Regions from separate parts of the Homo sapiens genome. Here region 1 is linked to region 2. The links are chromatin contacts, found by Hi-C in ENCODE. All regions are on one chromosome and are shown on one strand. The core of a region is the stretch at or near the end of the contact, and the rest is flanking DNA. Distances in the headings are between cores, read along the strand shown. Region 1 overlaps LOC105376595 (a long non-coding RNA gene). Region 2 overlaps LINC02718 (long intergenic non-protein coding RNA 2718).

The links. Hi-C counts contacts between places; a loop is a spot of excess contacts on that map. Pooled maps may share reads with other maps.
Region 1: a map of endothelial cell of umbilical vein shows a loop between it and region 2 (2.4-fold over the local background). The contact joins two enhancer-like sites. A Hi-C loop is called at or near these places in 4 of 168 maps with a recorded cell type or tissue (PC-3, chondrocyte, endothelial cell of umbilical vein and 1 more) and 4 of 50 pooled maps.

Annotation. Positions count from the first base shown.
Region 1 is chr11:24,309,583-24,314,215 of GRCh38, reverse strand. LOC105376595 (a long non-coding RNA gene) reads left to right here. Exons shown (of 4, transcript XR_931131.1): 3 at 411-438; 4 at 3,457-3,527. Among named protein-coding and RNA genes, the nearest start is that of LINC02686, 45 kb to the right of the region's middle. Within about 2 kb of position 1,580, at least 3 of the 41 ENCODE cell types and tissues checked have a DNase peak (open chromatin) inside an H3K27ac peak, as active enhancers do.
Region 2 is chr11:23,110,133-23,114,422 of GRCh38, reverse strand. The region is part of intron 4 of LINC02718 (long intergenic non-protein coding RNA 2718); the gene reads right to left. Among named protein-coding and RNA genes, the nearest start is that of CCDC179, 250 kb to the right of the region's middle. Within about 2 kb of position 1,287, at least 3 of the 41 ENCODE cell types and tissues checked have a DNase peak (open chromatin) inside an H3K27ac peak, as active enhancers do.

The DNA of each region.
Region 1 (4,633 bases), core at 331-2,830, 1.2 Mb before region 2:
CTAGGATGGTATTTATATTTTGGGCTTATATGATTAAATGAATTCTAGTTATCTAGGTACTTGGACATATAAAGGAGAGTCTAATAGATTATGGTGTTTCCCCATCCCCATCGGCCTTATGCTGTGAATAGAACATGTTTTTCTTAAGCTTTAAATAAATGATATTTTCTAAATTGCTATTTTCTAATATGAAGATAGAGCAATTTTAGATGTTCACCTCCATGACTCCAATATTTTAAAGTTCCTATACCCATGGAACAATTTATTTCTCACATCTCTTTACTTGTAAATTAGTTCCATTAACTGTCAGAACTTATTTGCCAGAACAACTTTTATCAGCTCTTTTAGAAGTAAACTTACTTGTTCCTTTGAAGTATATAGAAGTAATTAGATGTCTACATTTTTTCCAGTTCCAGACCTGGTTTTTACCCCCAAAAGGTAAGGAGAAAATCATAGAAAGCTTCACAACATTAAGTGCATCATATTAAAGAGAGAAAAGGATCTACTGAATTGGATCTTCCTACACAAAGCATATTATTTTATAAAAGCTCTTTCAAAGTTAAAAATGAATCAGAATAACCTTTGTTAGAAATGGGTTGAAAACACATCCCTTAGAATAAAGATAATAATAGTAACAACTAAGAATATAATAGCAGATAACAAGTGCTTTAAGTAAATATTGAAACCCGGGAACTGCCTATTAGTACCATCAAAAGTCCTGTCTCACTTAAGAAATAGCTAGAAGAAAAATATTTACTTCAATGAAATTAATATATCATGTTCTATTATTTGAAAATGACTTTTTGAAGATTTGGTGGGAAATGCGACAGTTCTTCACTTTGTCTATCCTGGCACAAATGTCTTTTATTGAGACGTTATATAAATAATTTGATAAGGCCTTAGTTAATTGTATCCTACTCCTCGAATGTATGTTTTACCATATGAGCTGGGCAAGTGTTGGTAAATAATTGAAAATAAGGAAGCAAGTATGAGAAGGAAAATGGCAGGAGATAGTGATGTTAAAACATGATTTTTTTCTTCTTTTTTTCAATGTAACCGTTATAGAAGTGACATAAATTCAAAGAAAAGTACAATTGCCACCTCTTGGAGGACAGAACTATTGAGGAGTTGATGGAGAGTCTAGAAAGTAGTTAGGTTTTGTGGTCCTGGTATGAAGTCATGGGGGGTGGTGTTACATTTATATAATTTTGTCTAGTGTGGAGAGAGGTTAAGTCCCACCTCAGAATGCATGAGGGAAGTATTTCTCAGTTGATAATGCCCACTGAATAAATAAAAATATTGTTAAACCTTTCTTTCTCTAGACTTGAAGCTTCTTATAAGTGGAAACTAACACATTATATTTTGCCACTATTCTTGTCCTCCTATATCAGTCAGAGTACAATCAGGAAAACAAAAGCCTCTCTAGAATGTTTAAACTATGAGAGATTTCACACAGGAAATGAGCTACTTGCAAAACAACTGAAAATGCTGGAGGAGTGATCAAGTTATCTCACTACTAGCTCAGACTTGGTAATATAATCAGGAAGTTGCTTCTGTTATAGGTCAGGAGGCTGTCCACAATGTTCACAGTGATCTGAAACACTCAGAAAGTGAAATTCACATGGAAGGCCCAGCAGCTGGTACACAATCACATCCCTGATAGAGCCCATGGCTGCCTGCTGTTGCTAAAGGAAATACTTCTGCCTCCCACATTTCCTTGTGAAACCGCCTATCATTGGTGCACTCTAACTTGAAACTCCGCTGCAGAGAGATTTTGAAAAATATAGTTCTTAGACTTCCAGACCCTGTGATAGAATGGAGAAAACTAAAGGGGATGGAATTGATTCTGAGTATAGATAATCTGACAGAGTTTATTTTCCTTAGTTGTCATTAAGGACATAAATTCTTATGCACCTTTGTGACAATTATCTCTTCTCCAGAATTTCTTTAAAAAGAGCATTTATTCTGGAGTGAGCACATACAACGTACTGTACAATACATGGCAGAATAACATGTGATTAATTAATAGCCACTGTTCTCTGCTGAGTATGCAAATTATTGGCTGTGATATGAAGAAGATTTTAGTATGGCAGAGTTTGAATAGCAAATGGTTATTAATAACATGATATTTTCAACTGTGGCACAATCCCGTGGGGGAATCTAGGACCTTTAGAAATACAAATTTGAATTATAGATCCATTACTTATTAATTTGCATAAAGTGCACTTAGCATTTTCTGAGCTTCAGTTTTCTCCTACATCTAAAAATGGGGATTTATAACACACTTTCAAAATTGCATGAACATTAAATAAAAATAAAATAAGAACATATCTTTATAATACCTGTCACATAGTATATGCCAACTAATTAAAGGAAAGTGGCAACAGAGCTAGGACAAGGCTTAAATAGTAATCAATTGATGAAAAAAAATGGCAGAGGAAGAAAATAGACTCCAAGCCACTTTAATTTAAAATTTGAGTTAAAAGATAGATTAGTTTCTACTCTCTTAACCAAGGTGTAGAGACTTAAGAAGCATCTTGCTATATGAAAAATTGATTGCATTAATTTATTTTATAAATTTAGTGTTATTTTTCTTTAGCAAGAATCTCAGTTGTGAAGAAATGCAAGTTTTGAACAGTAAATTAAGAACATAATATCATAATTTATGTTCCTGATTTATGATTAAATACAGCTGATTAAATCTAGGTTTCTTTCCTTAGTAACAGTCTGACTGTGGAGAAATTTGCACACATGCCAGGAAGTAATAATAGAACTCAGTTCTATTATTGAATTCTATTATTGAATTATAAATGAATCACAGTTCCACATGGCTGCAGAGGCCTCAGGAAACTTACAATCATGGCAGAAGATGAAGGGGAGGCAAACAACTTCTTCACAAGGGGCCAGGAGAGACAGACAGTGCAGGGGAAACTGCGACTTTTAAAACCATCAGATCTCCTGAGCTCTCCCTCACTATCACCAGAACAGCATGGGGGAATCTGCCCCCATGATCCAACGACCTCCCTCCTGGTCCTTCCCTTGACACATGGGGAATAAAATTTAAGATGAGATTTGGGTGGGAACACAGAAAAAACCATATCATTCTGTCCCTTGCCCCTCCAAAATCTCATGTCCTTTTTCCATTTCAAAACCAATCATGCCTTCTCAACAGTCCCCCAGTGTCTTTACTCATTCCAGTATTAACCCAAAAGTCCAAGTCCCAAGCATCATCTGAGACAAGGCAAGTTTCTTCTGCCTATGAGTCTGAAGAATCAAAAACAAATGAGTTACTTCCAATATACAATGGGGGTATAGGTATTAGGTAAATGTTCCCATTCCAAATGGGATAAACTGGCCAAAGCAAAGGGGCTACAGGCCCCATGCAAGTCTGAAATCTGGCTGGGCAGTCATTAAAATTTCAAGCTCCCAAATTTGCTTTGACTCCCTGTTTTACAGGTCATGCTGTTGCAAGTGGTGGACTCCCATGGCCTTGGGCAGCTTTGCTTCTGTGGCTCTGCAGGGTACAGCCCCTGAGGCTGCTTTCAAGGGCTGGTGTTGAGTGCCTGTGGCTTTTCCAGGTATATGTTGCAAGCTGTCAGTGGGTCTACCTTTCTGCAGTCTGGAGGGTGGTGGCCCTCTTCTCACAGCTCCACCAGGCAGTGCCCCAGTGGGGACTCTGTGTGTAGGTTCCAACTGCACATTTCCTCTCTGCACTGCACTAGCAGAGGTTGTCCATGAGGGCCCCACCCCTGCAACTGACTTCTGCCTGGACATCCAGGTGTTTCCATACGTCCTCTGAAATCTAGGTGGAGGTTCCAAAAGCCCAACTCTCATCTTCTGTGCACCCACAGAACCCATACCACATAGAAACCACCAAAGCTTGGGGCCTGCATCCTCTAAAGCAATGGCCCAAGCTGTACCTTGACCCCTTTTAGCTGCAGCTGGAGCAGCTAGTATGCAGGACACCATGTCCTAGGGGTGCACAGAGCAGTGAGGTCCTGGGCCCTCCTCACAAAGCCATTTTTTCTCCTAGACTTCTGGGCCTGTGATGGGAGGAGCTGCTGCAAATATCTGTGGTATTTGCAAATATCACAAATTTCCCCTTTGTCTTGGCTATTAACATCCAGCTCCTCATTACTTACGCAAATTTCTGCAGGCTGCTCAAATTCCTCCCCAGAAAATAGGGTTTTCTTTTCTAACACATGACCAGGCTGCAAATTTTCCAAACTTCTGTGCTCTGCTTCCCTTTCAAACTTAAGTTTTGATTTTAAACCATATATTTGTGTATGCATATATCTGAATGCCTTCAGAAAAATCAACTTACTCTTGAATGCTGGGTTGCTTGGAAATTTTTTTCTGCCAGATATCCTAAATCATCCCTCTCAAGTTAAAAGTTCCACAGATCTCTAGGCCAGTGGCAAAATGCCATCAGTCTCTTTGCCAAAGCATAGCAAGAGTGACCTTCGCTCCAGTGCCCAATAAGGTCCCTCATTTCCATCTGAGGCCACCTCAGCCTAGACTTCATTGTCCATATCACCATCAGCATTTTGTTGAAAACCATTTAGCAAAACTCTAGGAAGTTCCAAACTTTCCCACATCTTTCTATGCTCTTACAAGCCCTCCAAACTGTTCC
Region 2 (4,290 bases), core at 38-2,537:
ATCATTTGTGCATGGTGGTGTGCACCTGTATTACCAGCTACTCAGGAGGCTGAGGTTGGATAATCACCTGAGCTAGGAAGGTCGAGGCTACAGTGAGTCGTGTTCTCGCCACTGCACTCCAGCCTGGGCAACAACAGAGTGAGACCCTATCACAAAAAAATAAATAAATAAAATAAAATAAAATAATTATGAATCATACTACTATTAATTACTACATAAAATTGATACTTCTTTTTAGTTGTTTTGTTTTTGTGCTTTTAATGCTGTTAAGTAAGGATGTACAGTAAGAAGTCTATTCTGTGAAGTCCCATTCCTTGTGTAGTTACTTTACAAATTGATGTATGATTGGGTTTACTTTGTTTCCCTTTGTATTTAATTTCAAGAAATGTTGGTTTTATGCATAATACACTTATGGGATCTTTGGGTCAAAATGATATAGACAGGCATACGAAGATGTTTCATTTCTTTGTTTTCATCCCTGCCCTCTCCACTCTGCCTCTACTTCCATTCCTTATTAGTAAATTTCTCCTGGACCAGCTATCTCACCTGGCAGGTGAGAAGTGACAGCTACCAGCACAGGAGAGGAAGAGTTTACAGAAGCTGTCTGGGTTTCTCAGCTCAAGGGCTCCCTCTTCTGTTATGTCTCCGGCAGTTTATTTAATTAAAGTTAGTGCTTTAGTCCAAATTTCCCTGTCATTTCCTTTTGCTTTCCCAGTTCTCCTGTCCTGATCATTTCATTCTCAAACTTCGCCATAGCAGTTTTCCACTCGTGGTTGTTAGGTCCAGGTCCACGATTATGCCAAATGCCACACCCAGGGTTAGGGTCTAGCCCTAGCTGAGGTCCAAGGGGAGTGGATGGATAGCTGAAAGAACGCTCCAGGGGGGCCGTTTCTCATCAGCGGCTTACTCACACTGGCCCTCTAACACTGTCCACCTTTATCTGGGCTGTCTGCTGCAGCTCTGTGGCTCCTGCCACCCCACACCTGCAGCTGCACATTTGGCTCTCCCTTGCCTTCAGGGTCAGCAGCTTAATTATTTCCCTTTCTGGGCACCAGCACGAGCCATGCTGTGGCTCCCCTATATATCCTTCTGCAAGACAGACAGCTCTGGTTCTCTCTCTCTCTCTTTCTCTGGGTGCCAGCACCATGTCAAGCCATACCTAACAGCCCGTAGTGTCAGCAGGGCAGTTACACCTTCTGCAGACAATAGTGGCTCAGAGCCAAGTTTGAGCTTACACAAACAGGTTATATAACAAGTGGAGTATGCACCTGCACCCTAACCCCGCTGAGTCACACAGGCCTGGATGTCTGCCTAGGCCTAATTCTTGACCAAAGCACATCCATGTCCCTTACAATGGTGCTCTCCCCTCTTGCAGTGCATTCTATTTGCTTGGGTTTCTGAGTTCTGTCACTGCTCATGCTGTGTCTGTATTTCTTTCACTTCTCGGTACGGCAGTCCTTCTGATCCGCTACTGATCTGCTCCACAGTTGTGACTTCCACTCTAATGCTGGGGCTGTGAAGGATCTCCTACCCCTACCTCCCACTTAGGCACTTTTTTTGTTTTTTAATTGGGAATAGGGTGAATTTGTGGGTTTTCTCTGCCTGAAGGTATAGATTGTTTTATTATTTGTATTAGTCCTGTAGAAATATTTAAAACATCTTTTGTTGTGTTTTGTAGAATTTTCAAAGAGAAATGTGAGGAAACTGGAGTAAAAGCTGGACCATGCTCCTCTGGGAACACAGAACGCTCAAGAATTTCTCAGGCATTTGCTATTAGAGTCCTTTCTCTTCTACTCCTTCTGTGTAAATGAAGCAGGGGAAATGGAGAAGCCCAAAAGGAGGCATTGAGAATCAACAGCTAGTGAAAAACCATACATGCTGCTGTGGCAGAGTCAAGCTGAGAAGCCGAAAACACTCTGATTTTTGTTCAAGTGGTTTCTCCTGAGGGACCCAACTAAAGCAAAGTACCCTCAACTCTGTTAAAGTACGGTAAATATCTGCAAAGCAGGAACAAACACGCTGGGCACCTAGATGCTTTTAGGGAGTGATGTGTATTTCTAACATCTGAAACAATGTTTTAAACTCAGCCCTTAATTCAGTGATCTAAATGAACTCACGCAGTTCTCAGGGAATATTTTTATATTTTTTAGAAATATGTACATGCCAAGGTTTCCAATATGTATGTTTTCTCCGTATATATGGGAAGCCATGTGATATTGAAATGGATCCATCACAACTTTAAAAAAGAATTACAGTTCTTACATACACTTTTTAAGGTGTTTGTTGGTTTCTGATATTGGTTTCCCCAATCAGTAAAAAGAAGTACTAGTTCAGCTCTAGCCCAGAAAAGCAGAACATACTGATATGTGTAGTACATCAAAGGAATTATTGTACCAAGTTTTATTTTTGAGGTTTTCAAACACTAAGGTGATTTTACCTCACAATTTATTACAAGAAGAAAAAGCAAGATGAAACTTTTCCAGAAATATTACCAAAGACAAGGTTGAAAGATATTTTTAAAGCAATTTTAGAATCTGTTGTTATTCTGGGTCCTCTGAGAGGCAGATACCAGGACATCATTACACGTGCAAGAGATTTATTAGGGCACTGCCTGTGAGTGTAAATGAGAAGGGAGCCACAGGAAGCAATCAATGCATATTTGATCCATGTGGGAGAGAGAGGGAGGGAAGGGAGGTTGTGTAGAAACATCTTACCCTGCAGTGCGGTTCTAAGAAATTTCATCAAGTATATCACTGAGTCCTTCAGTGAAAATAACCCCCCAGAAACAGTCCTGCTGCAGTCTCCTGCCTACACTCAGCCACTGCCTGGGAGCAGCCTGTTGGAAGTATGATCTTGACATGAACTGGGTGTTGGTGGATTCAGAGTACAGCCTCTGGGACCCTAAGTCAATTACTCTCCCAGCAGTTAGACAGCTCATTTTCACAGCTGCCACTTATTCAAAGTCAAGAAAGCATACTAAGTTACCTATCTCAAAGTTACAGCATATCGTCCTTCTTTTATGCAAAAATCCAAAATTAAATGCAAAAAACACCTACTTAGAGTATGCTTATGTCTACAACAAGACTGAGAGCCACTCCATTCTTCTGTATATTAAAAATGTGCCTTTGGTCTAAGAAGCTAGATATATTGAACTATGCCTAGGAATCAAGTTGGCTATGAAAATCACTAACTTTAGAAAAGGGAAAAGAATGTGAATAAATAATCTGATGACAAAAATTTCATTTTTAAGTGGTATAGTGACTGCCCTGGCTATATAAGAAAAGGGCTTTGAAGGATTGCAGCATTCATGATTTATAGAATTCTTTTTCAGTACTGACCTAATTGACTTGTGCTTTCAGAAAATTCATTAATTAATGATTAATAAAATAACACCTTGAACCACGTGGCAGTCTCAGGGCAAACGGCCTGAGTTTCAGAGTCTCAAGGCAGAAAACTGATGCCATTTCAATATTTCCCACCCTAGGTCAGTGTTCTGTTGTTGTTTCAACCGTGGTGGTCTTGTCCACCACTTAGGTGTCCTTTCAGCCCTGAACTTTAAATATACCTCACCAATCCAGCTCTGGATGACTTGCCTTCCTGCTGCCTATGGCTGCATCTTACGGTGGCTTCTGGTCTCTAACAATACTTTTCTTTGAACATTTTACAGTTTTTCTGTACATTCACAACTATCTGATCTTGTGTTCCACGCTGGCATTCACCAGAACTTACTCCTTTTTGTGTATGTGCAGATGCTGTTATTTAGAGTGGGATTCATCTATTTATAACAACCTCATGTGATGCCCATTTGAAATTTTACTGATTTTACTGAGCTTTACTGAGCTTTACATTATGGGATGATTCTGAGCTCCATTCAATCAAGATAAAGAAAGCATCATGCCAGATGAGAAGGGAAACTCATCTCTTCTTTTTCCAATGCTGAAAGAGTAAGTGTAAGATGGAAGCTCTGTTTCTTGAAAGTTTGTTAAAAATTCATCCCTTAAAATTGTGACTGGGTGAAATGTCATATCTGATTAACTTGGAATTCAGTAGGAAAAATAAGAGCAAAGTAAAAAAATTAATCAAACAAATGGTAAGAAGTGAGAAAGGAAAACAACAAAAAGAATAATAAAGAAATCAGAAAATAAAAGGCAATTAATAAATCAGTCAGTTAATTAGACAACTTAGTAGCTACTATCAGGTCAAAACATAACATAACAACGTAACAAATTACCAAGCACTGATAAAAGCTATGAGAAAATTAAGTAGGTAATGAACTAAGACTGGGCAACT